Regions from separate parts of the Homo sapiens genome. Here region 2 is linked to region 1. A link is an interaction called in ENCODE POLR2A ChIA-PET data of the cell type or tissue named here. Cell type or tissue: MCF 10A. All regions are shown on one strand. Each heading gives the region's core, and the rest is flanking DNA. Links, peaks and the distances in the headings are about the cores only.

The links. Peaks named below come from ENCODE experiments on the same cell type or tissue, not always from the same donor. Only the 100,000 strongest peaks of a DNase experiment are listed, where the experiment ranks them.
Region 2: POLR2A ChIA-PET joins it to region 1 with 6 read pairs; 2 of 35 experiments call an interaction of 5 or more read pairs at or near these places.

What each region holds. Positions count from the first base shown.
Region 1 is chr9:106,586,600-106,591,980 of GRCh38, reverse strand. It overlaps LOC107987108 (a long non-coding RNA gene), which reads right to left. Exons shown (of 9, transcript XR_007061713.1): 7 at 3,517-3,604; 8 at 2,968-3,153. Among named protein-coding and RNA genes, the nearest start is that of MIR8081, 12 kb to the left of the region's middle. In MCF 10A, for the core only: no CTCF peak of the experiment used is centred there; a DNase peak (open chromatin) is centred at 3,160.
Region 2 is chr9:106,878,472-106,883,852 of GRCh38, reverse strand. All of the region lies in intron 1 of ZNF462 (zinc finger protein 462), which reads right to left. Among named protein-coding and RNA genes, the nearest start is that of ZNF462, 18 kb to the right of the region's middle. RefSeq lists an enhancer at 4,678-5,381. In MCF 10A, for the core only: no CTCF peak of the experiment used is centred there; DNase peaks (open chromatin) are centred at 2,792 and 4,652.

The sequences.
Region 1 (5,381 bases), core at 135-5,134:
TTCAAATATCAGTTTTGCTACTTACTTCAAGACTTTGGGTATGCTCACAACATTCAAGGGCTTAAATGATTAGTTATGCCTAGCATGGATATGGGAGGGGGAATTGGATGATCAGTTATGTCTGACAGCAGCATGAAAAGGGAGAATGGCAACACGCTTACTGCACTGCATTTACTGTTTCTGAGCTGGATAGCTTTGAAGAGATCTTTGAAGGCTAACTTTATGCAGTTCTGCAAAAATCAACTTCTCCATATTTTTCAAAAGAGTAAGTAGTGAACGAATATGGCAAAGATGGCAGTGATGGTGCTGATGGTAATGGTGTGGAATGACTTCAATTTACCTCCACAAAACTGGTGGTAGGAGGCCTCTAAGATAACCCCCAATAATCCCCACCTCCTGCTGCTCCTCCCCATCTGTGACTCCCTGTCTTTCAATGTGAATTGGGCTTATTTCCCTTGTAACAAATAAAATACAGCAGAAGTAATGGAATGTCATTTCTGATATTAGGTTATAAAAAGTCTGTGACTTTTTTCTTGGGTTCTCTCTCTCCCTCTCCTTCTCTCCCTTTCTCTTTCTCTCTCTGAAGGAAGCCAGCTGCCATGTTTCAAACTGCTCAAGGGAGAGGTCCAAATGGTAAGGAGCTGATGTCACTGGCAAACAGTCAGTGAGGAGCTGAGCCTGCCAACAGCCACATGAGGAAGCTTGGAAAAAGATCCTCTCCAAGATTACTCTTGAGATAACTGCAGCCCTATCTCACACCCTGATTTTACCCTTTTGAGAGATCCTTAGTTAGAGACAAACAGCTAAGCTGCACCTGGATTCCTGACCCACAGAAATTGTGAGATAACAAAAGCTTAAGCTTCTAAGTTTTGGAGTAATATCTGTCAAAAGAAAACAATTACAGAACTCTAAGTTTGGCAATCACTAAGGTGAATCTTGACCTGTAATATGCTGGCCTGAGTCCTATACTTTGTATATTAAGAATTACCATGAGCTCAGATCTCTATTTGGATACAAAATCATCCTCTGCGCATGTAGACACGTGGGGACCAGAGTCACACGTTGCTGTGAGCTCCAAAACATTATTCCAGCTTCCAACTGGATATTGCTTAAAGAATGTCTCTATGTTACCTCCACATATAATGTTTCCAAAATTCTCCCTAGTCCTGTTCCTGTACTGTTATTCTCTATTGTTAGGCTCAAATCACAAACTTTCGAATATCAGTGATTCCCTCTCACTCTCACTGACTATAGCTTATCTCTGGAATCCTCCCCTTACTATCACTGTTCAACTTCACTACTAGGATCTCATACCTGATTAGGGCAGTAGCTTCCTGTCTATCATCTTGCTTGTCCCAAGACTTCCTTTTGCACTGCACCCATTACAATGCTTTGTCCTTTTATCATTGTCCTTTTATCTGTAAATTTGTAATATTTAATGTGGAAACAAGCATATCAAAATAAAACTATCTTGAATCCCATCATCATTAATCTGATTTAATTTCTGTACAGCCTTTCAGTCTCTGTCTACATGCAAAAAATGTATCTCTGTCTATATGCAAAAATGTATATCATTTGATGGTAATAATTTCTATATAATTTTTGTGTGTTTTACTTTTAACCATTTTCTCAGTTTGCAACATTTTGTCTTTGAAATTATCATTGCCAATGACTGCATACTATCCCATGGAGGAGATATACCCTAAGATACTTAACTATTTCCCTATTGGACATTTGAGGTGTTTCTAATATTTGTTGTTATAAGTGATATTGGATTATCTTCCTGTGAAAAATTGTTCTCCCCTTGTCAATTAGTTCACTATAGTAAATTTTCAGAAAGAGAATTCCTAGGATAACCATTCTGAAAACTTTTTGGTATTAGATAGATGTGCCTGATATTTTTCTGAGAAGATTGAACCTGAGGCATTTTGTGCCAAGAATGTAAAACAACATCTTTTAATTTCCAAATTTTTTGACATAGCAACATACTTATTTTAAAAATTCCCATTGACAGCATCAAAAAATTCGCATAGTAATGTGGACAGATGAAAGTGTTCAGGAAGAAGGGAAGAGCAGAAGTAATTTAAAGTTTGTTAGGACTGGACCTATTTTTCTCCATTCCAATATGCAAGCAAACAAACAACTCTCACTCTATTTATTGACATCTAGGAATGTAGATGCCTATTAATTTTCATACCAACTTTGTAAACGTAAGCCCCACTCTCAGTACTGTGCTCCTCCCCAGTGAGTGAGAAGGCAGCTGTACCCATAGAACTCTCTTTCTTCAGAATACCCTGGGTACCTGTAATGCCAGAATACTTGACCCAAATGGCCCTGGCCCAGATTTTCACTATCATAAATAACAATAAATTTAACTTTTATTCTAAATCTTCCTTCCTGTCCTGTTCTTTTCCTTCCTTTTGTTCTCCTGCTCCCCTTCTTCCTTCTCTCCCATCCCTCCTCATTCTTCTTCTTCTTCCTCTTCTATTTATATCAAGCTTTGTGCATGGAGGCCACACTAGTATAGAAGTCAAGAGTGAGGACTTGTGAAATCAGACTACCTGGGCTCACTCTCAGCTCCTACACACTTAAGCAGCATGAACATACATACAATTGTCTCACTGTTCTTTGGTTCTCTCATCTGAAAAATGGGGATAACCTGACTGCTTCCTCCTGGAGTTGTTATGATGATTAAATAAGTCAATATATACCTGGCAATTATAAGTGTCAGCACATAGTGAGTGCTCAGTAACTACCAGCCACTATGACCGAATCCTTTCACATCATTTCCTCAGAAAAGGTTTCCAGAAGGGGAATTACTGAGACACGGGGTAATAGCACCTTTTATGCTCTTTTCATGCTTAACCTCCTGAAAGTGCAGCACTGATTTCCACTGGATGGTGATAGTTTCAAGGACTCCACCTCACTCAGGGCTGGAGAGGAAGGCGTGGAGGATAAATGACTTACTGTGGCCTGGCCTGATGTCACCTTAGCACTGGGTAGCCAGGCTTGTGTCTGAAGAAAATGCAGCTAGACTCACCCACATTACACAGTTGGCTGTGCAGGGGTGTCAAGCAACAAGCTGATACTGGAGAGAAGTCAAGGAGAAATACGATTGCCTCAGGATAGGCACTGCTCTTGTCAGGAAAATTCCTAGGAACATGAAGAGAGACGTGCTTAAACGGTTCTGTGAGTCATATCCAGGAATTTGTAGAACAAAAGGGCAATCACTCCATGGCCACGCAGGGCTCCTGACAGAGGGCTTTCATGGAAGGACCAAGGAGGGCCAGAGAACACAGAGCAGACCAAGTCATTACCTCCCTGGTGATTCCTGACCCACATTTACAGGAGCCGGTTTCCCTTTCTTCTTCTATGAGGGACATTAATAGTTCAGTTCTTTTTAGTAGACAGAGAGGTTCTGGGTATCTGAGGGGTTTAAGAAAGACTGACACACAGGACTGCAAGAAACTCGACGCACGCTGACAAGACCTGACTTCCCCAAAATAACTTACTCACCAGATCCTTGTTGCTGGTAATTTAGCAGCAGTTGGGGTGTTTTCATAGTCGTCTTGAAAGTCAGGGCACTGGGTTGATGCTGCAGCTACTGACAATGATGAAAAAAGGTGAGGATGTGATAAAGATGATAATGAAAATAATGAAGAGAATGAGAAACTAATATGGACTGAGTATGCCAGTGCTGGGTGCTTTCATATGTTTGATCTCAATTTATTTTCATGACCTCCCTAAGAGGTGGATATAATTGTCCCCATTGTACCTCACAGAGGTTAGGTATCATGCCCATGGTCACACAGCTGCTATGTGCCCACCAAGGATTTAAATTCCTGTCCACATTTCAAATCCTGGGCTTTTTCCTCCAAATTCTATGCAGTAGATAAAAACACCATGAAACAAAAACAAAAAGACAAACTCCCCAAAACAAAACAAAAAACAATCCATTTTGGAGAAATACCCACATGTAACCCTTCTGAAGGGCACCGGACTTCTTGTAATTACAAAACTAACTTTGCTGCATGTCCTGTACTTTGCGTTTTCTGCTTTCAAGCCAATTAAACATATTATCCCTGCCAGGGCCTTAGACTACAAACCAGTTCCAGATTTGTGAGAGTCTTGAGATGTGGGGATTAAAACAGCCTGATCACAGAGGGTTAGACTGTTCGAAGGGTGAGCAGCCTTCACCCAGCGATCCTAGTGACCTGGTTCCCCTCATGAGGCAGCCATCAGATTTCTCAGCAGATCAATTGTTCCCAGGTAACTTGCTCATCTGAGCAGCCAGAGAGCCTCCGCGGTTGCCCACTGAGAGCACACCTGAGGCTGCCCGGCTTTTCAGTGCCCGGCAAGTTTGCCGACCTGATTAACCTATGATAATTATTTTGTGAAGCTACACAGTAGGCAGAAGGTACTAGACAGACAGCCCTGTTGGCCAGGCCTTCACAGTTCATTTCCACAGGGCATTCCCATTTGAGTCTCTGGACATGAGCTAGATTCATCCCCACGTATTTCTTTCCCTTTTCTGCTTGTTCTCTTCCCTGCCCTCTATCGTGCACACACCAGGGCAGGGTCACCAAGTTCCTTGTATAAAAAGATGCAGAGTGAGGAAAAAAAAGAGAAAGGTGACTAATTCATTTTCAGGACAAGCTAAGCAGTCTGATGCATATTTAATGTAATTGCTTTGCAAAGCAACAGTTGTGTCTCCCAAGAATTATGGAGTTTTTAAGGCAAATGACAGAAGGGAATTTCCCGAAATGCTCCTCAGTGGAAAGAGCAGAATGTTGACTTTTGTGTGAATCAGCATGATCTCCAGGCATGATGGTTGAGACATAGTTTTTATTGGTTGCAAACCTGGTTTGAATCTTGTTCTTGAACCCTTCTGGACTTATGATCTTGCACTGAGTTTTTAATTTCCTGAAACCTCAGTGTCTTCATCTTCCAAGTGGGAATAATAATAGTCATAGAGTTGTTATAAGCACTACATGATAAAATATAGATAAGAAGCTAAGCACAGTGCTCAGCACACAGAAATACAAAATAACTGGAAGCTGTGATGATAACACATGTTGTTACTTGGGTTATCATAGCTAAAGGAGAGTCCAGGAAACCAGGTCATACAGTCCAGGTACCATGATGCAAAGTAGAATCAGGAGTCCAAGAATCATGGAATGAAGGGATTCCTGAAGGAGTTCTCTTAAGAAGGCTGGAGATGTCTCTTCTGCTATAAAGGGGATTGACTAAATGTGCATGGTGACTAAAAGGAGATGGTATACGGAAGAGTAATTTTCTTTGACCCCAATAGACTGAGAACAAGAACTTCTTTTAATTAAACCATGGAGGCCGGGCACAGTGGCTCACTCCTGTAATCCCAG
Region 2 (5,381 bases), core at 318-5,317, 290 kb before region 1:
GCCTGGTGTAGAGTTTGCTCACCAGCCCCCATGACTTGCGTAGGCTCCCCTGTCCATCTAAATGAACAAGCCAGGGCTGCTGATTCCAGGTAGAAGGATAAATAAGCCAAAGGAGCCTCAATCTTAGCTTTGAACCGCATCCAAACTTCAGAGGAAAAGATTTACTAATCCCCTGTTTACAATACAAAAATAATAACACAAAAACAAAATCACCTGCCATTAGCCAACTCTAATCTAATCTTTCCTTGCAGTAATAATTTTACTTAGGGTACTTCAACACTAACCTTGGCCTAGCATTCACTGAAAAATGAACTAATGACGCAGGCCTTATGTATACGGTATTCTGGGGAAAATGCAACTCCTTAGAATGAACTGGGATAAAATGTGAGGATTAAAATCAGAATTACCAAACAGGATCATGAGGAGAAAAGTCTTTTCATTTTCCATCCGCACACTATTCTGCCTTCACTGGGCCAGCATTAATATGGTCTCTGCTTTAGAAAGGCTTTGACTTTCCCGCTATTATCCTAGTCTTGCTTTAACACATACTTTATATTAGAATGCGTTCCAGGAAGCATATGGCATTAGAACTAGGTCAACCATTAACCAAATAACAGGAAACTGCTCTGCAGCGCACACCCTTCAAAAGCTTGCTTAATGAGCTGGCTCTTCAGAATATGTCCTTCAGTGAGGTTGGGACTAACAGGACCCATGGGTTTCTTTAATACTGCAAGGTCACCTAATACCTAGAAGGCTTCTGCACATAGTAGACTTTCAATGATCTAAATCATTCCATTGAAATGTTCAAGAACTAAAGTCAAAGGTGAAGAAGGATGTTTTCTGAATCTGCTTGACCATCTTCAAAGAACATGACTATCATCCTGGTTCCGTTGCTTCATCCTTCCAATTTTGTTAAATTGATAGGAAACACTACATACTCATCATTTTTTTCCATAACGTTTTTCCCTATATTCCTTGAGGCTTCCATACCACCAATTTACCCTACAAAATACATGCCACCATCCATTTAGACTTAATAGGTCAAAGAAAGTCTTGGAAAAAGACCTGTCTTCCTCTTTCACATAAAACCGCAAATGAGTTTCCTCCAGAACCAATGGCCTTGAATCACTGAATATTCGAGTTTGAATTTTTCTTATCCAATGTTTCAGACTCAATTCTATGAAATTTAACTCTATAATGCACTGAAGATCATTCAGGATCATACTAGTCAAATGTCATCCTCACATTAGTATCTTTCAAAAGCTACCGACAAACAAATTTTCCTTGGCTTCTTTAACCTAGACTGTTAGACATTCTTACTTCAAAATGTACATAATATGGATTGTAGAGATGGGTAGTTTTCTTTGATTGAGAACTTACATTAACTTTCATTTTTTAATTGAATGCTATAAATCTAGCGATGTTTCAGGCAGAAATGACTGCTCAGAAGCAACTAAGAGACTATTCTGTTTCAGATATGTAGGCACTTTTAAGGAACAGATATTTAGGAGCAATATGACATTTTTAAAAATGCTAGGTTTGGTTTACAGACTCCATACATTTTGACTGTGTACATCTGTTTTAGGCATTGCTCAAGGCACTAGTGAGCAAGGGAGACTCAGCCTGCCTTTCTGTAGCTTCTAGTCTAGTCCTGTTCAGGAACTCATTATGAAACAAATCAGTGGTTGGCCTTCAAAGTTGATCAGCTAAATTTTAACTGAATAAGATCTTTTTCCCTGAAACCAGTCAATAAGGCTGCCTGCACACCAACATGAAGAGTTGCACACTGGACTAGAGGTGATAGAAAAAAGGCTTGTAAGACATTAAAACTGTTAAGACATTTGGATTCTAGATAATCAAATAGCTTACATCTGTGCTATTCCTGGAAAATTTCAGGTTTACTATAGAGGAGTTAGTCGTGTAGCAATAGTCAAAACAAAAAACCAGAACTTCATCTAAGGAATTTAATATATAATCTATTATAGAATGTTCAAGATAGCACAAACAGAGGGTAAGGTACTTTGCTTCCCTTTTACCAGATTTTGGAGTCATGTTTCATAGGGGAGCACACTGGCTTTGAAAAGCCACCATATAATAAAAAATATTGCTCAGCCTCTTTAGCCAAGAAGGTATATGTTTGTCAATTTTACCAGTACAAGCTTCAAGGAGCCCTCAATTGGGATTTCATGTAAAACTCAGGTATATTCTGACTTCTAATCAGATAGTCACTGTTTAACAGTGCTCTACCTATAGAAAGTGTTTAATACAAACTCAAAGATGGGAGGAAAGAAAATTAGGATTTTTTGTGTGTCTACTATATGTCAAGCTCTGCACCAGAGATTTCTTTTCATGATTTCCTTTATTCCTCAAAAGAACTTTACAAAGTGGATTTTTTTTCCAGATAGGGAAATTGGGGACCAAAGATTAAATCATTCCCTCAAGGTCACCCAGTTACTCACTGACTCTGAGGTCTACGATCTTTCCACTATACACCATGGCCCTCACCACCAAGGTCCTCACAGGCCTACCAATACTGACAGAAAAGGGTCCCCCTTCGATGTGTCCTCTGCGCTAGAATCAAGTGCTCCTCCCTCATATGAGGGCACGCTGCTGCTCCCAACATAATAATCTCCAAGCCTAGTGTTTGAAAAGATGGTCTAGAGTTTCTCAGAGGGCCCAAACACTGATGATGGAGCAGGGTCAAGCCAGTTCCTAAGATACGAAGCAAGATGAACTCAGCAGGTCCTCCTGCCAACTGTCCTCGTCCTTACTCATCTGGCGAAGCATGCCAAGGCCTGCCTGGAATGACGCAGGAAAGGGTCACCATGGGTGATCCTATACCCCTCCAAATTGTTACAAAATAAAAGCTCAGTGCTGAGACAGGCTGGCTCCTTGAAAACCTGCCAATATTGTTTTGTAGGAATCAGAATTCTTAAAGAAACTATTTGTATCTATCAACCTCAGAGTTAAACCCACGAGGTACAGAGTAACGTACAGGTATAAAGGTCAAAGGTCTAGGAATGTGTGGACCCAATCCATCTTGGGAGTCCAGGTCCCCACACTGCCTACTAGACATTCCTTTTTAATTCACAAAGGAACCAAAATGTTTTACTTTTCCCTTATACTGAAGTTCTGACTACAAACACATTTAAATAGAGAAATATAGGTGAGTATCAGTTATAAAAGGCCCAACTTAAACCATTAATAAAAATATATCCCAACAACCACTCTTTCTATTCTAGCAGCTCCACAAAACTGACACCAGAAAGGCAGGATCACTGAAATTTAGAGCTACTTAACATAAACAAACACAAAGTCCACACTTGGGTTAGGAGATGTGGCTAATTTTAGATGAGTGTTTTACACGGGATGAAATGGAGCCTTGGACTTCTCACTGGTTTAATGCAGCCCTCGTACCTACATTTAGCCAACACCACTTCAAAGTTTTCTCAACTATGGAAAACAAGTGGTAAGGTAGCTGAAAGAAGGAATTCATTTCTGCACTGTTAAGTTCTCACAGGCAAACTGTTCAGTCTGTCCCAGCTCCTGGACTGCACAGGCCCAGACAGAATCATGAGCTGATGCAGAGAAGATTTCAGCATTCGGGAATATCTGAAGAGTCAGGCTTTGCAGTGCTTCCACTGATCAGCATCTGAGGCAAGTATTCATTCAAGAGAGGCTGTGAAAATCCTCCTGAGCGGGCGGCAGAAATTGAGAGGGCTCTTGGTGGTTACGAGCAACTCTGTTTGTCCCATTCCTAGGAAAGCTCTGGAATACTCCATGCCTTGAATGCATATAGAACACAGTCTCAGATATTAGAAACAATTCAACTATCATGTTCAACTGCTACAAGGATCCACGATTCCAAGAGTCAGTGAGTTGCTCTCTCTCCCTTTAACACAGCTGTGAAGTCCACTGAATATCCAGCCAAGTGTACTTGTGAATTTCTTCCCCTCTCATGCCAGTGAGAGGACCTGGTTTCAGCCTAGTGGTATGATGTACTTGCTCATCAGCTTTCAGGTTTAACAAGGGAAAACAATCTACCCCTCAAATTGTAGAAGCTTTCTTTCCAGGGGAACTAGACAATCCTGATGGCTCTCTCCAGTTACATAGCAATTATATAATTGCTAAGCTTCTGCAGAATCACTGGAACCATTCTGCAGGCTTCTACCAACTACAGCTGCAGCACAATGTTCCGAGATGATTGCAGGCTTTGAATGGATGGCCGGTCTCAAATCTGAGCACAAAGGGACATACAATGGGATTCCATCTCAAGCACAAAGATGCTCCTGCCTAATGAAGCCCTTTCTCCTCCTCCCAGTCTGTGCAGTAAACTCTTTCCTTTGCCCGCCCTACATGTGTGTGGAATGTGGTTTACTCTGTTTATGCTGACAGGTTCCAAAAGAGGCAGAAAAATCAGCTGAAGTTTTGCCATGGACCATGCACAAGGTAATCATTTAACACATAATGTGAAAGCTCCAGAAGAGGACAAGAGACAAGGTGGGGGGTGGGGGGGGGGGTGGAAAGCATCTCTCTAGGCTTCCTGCACTGGCATGAAATGACTGCTTCCCTTCCTTCTGCCAGCTCCAATCCTTCATGTTGACATTACACATCCTGTACTGTAGATCCACCCCCATGCTGCTGCTTGCCCAGCTGAATTATCTCCTGCGTCACAGCGGTGGTAACAGAACTGCTGGCTCGGCAGACCTGAAAGCACCATTTCAATGCTTAATGCATTCAGCAACTGGACACATTACCAGTGCGTCAGGGCTGGTTTGTGGCCCTCTCAGCAGCCATGCAATACTTGACCTAACCTTCTGCTAACCAGATGGTCTGTTTGCCTCTTGGGACCAAACCATTAAACTTTACTTTATTAAATTCTATCCAAATGTGGGGACAGTTTACAGCAGCATGTCTGGTTCATCTCCAACAGGGTTGCTAAGATGAAAATGACCTAAAAATAACTGGAAACTCTACTTCACACCAACAGAGAACAAGATATTTTGGAGTAAATATTTAAATCATCTGCCAGATTACGAACCACAGCAGCACTGACTATATGGTTAGCAGATTATATTGTAAATATATACACACAAAGACGTAGAAATGAATGCATCTAAACAGGAATCCACTACCCACAGCCTAAGCCACTCTTCACCATCCCCTGGCTCCAGGCTATTTGAATGTGGCTGAGGACACCTATCTCCATCATAATCACTCAATTACCAAAACAAAGAGCCTAACACAACTGTGATAGAGAGATCTCATATCCCCTGGGTTTGACCACCTAGGCATACTGTAGCCGTGCTTAGTACTCACTCAAAAGGAGGAGCTCAGTAAGTGTTCAATGAATGAATAGACGTATGGGCACATATTCCTTA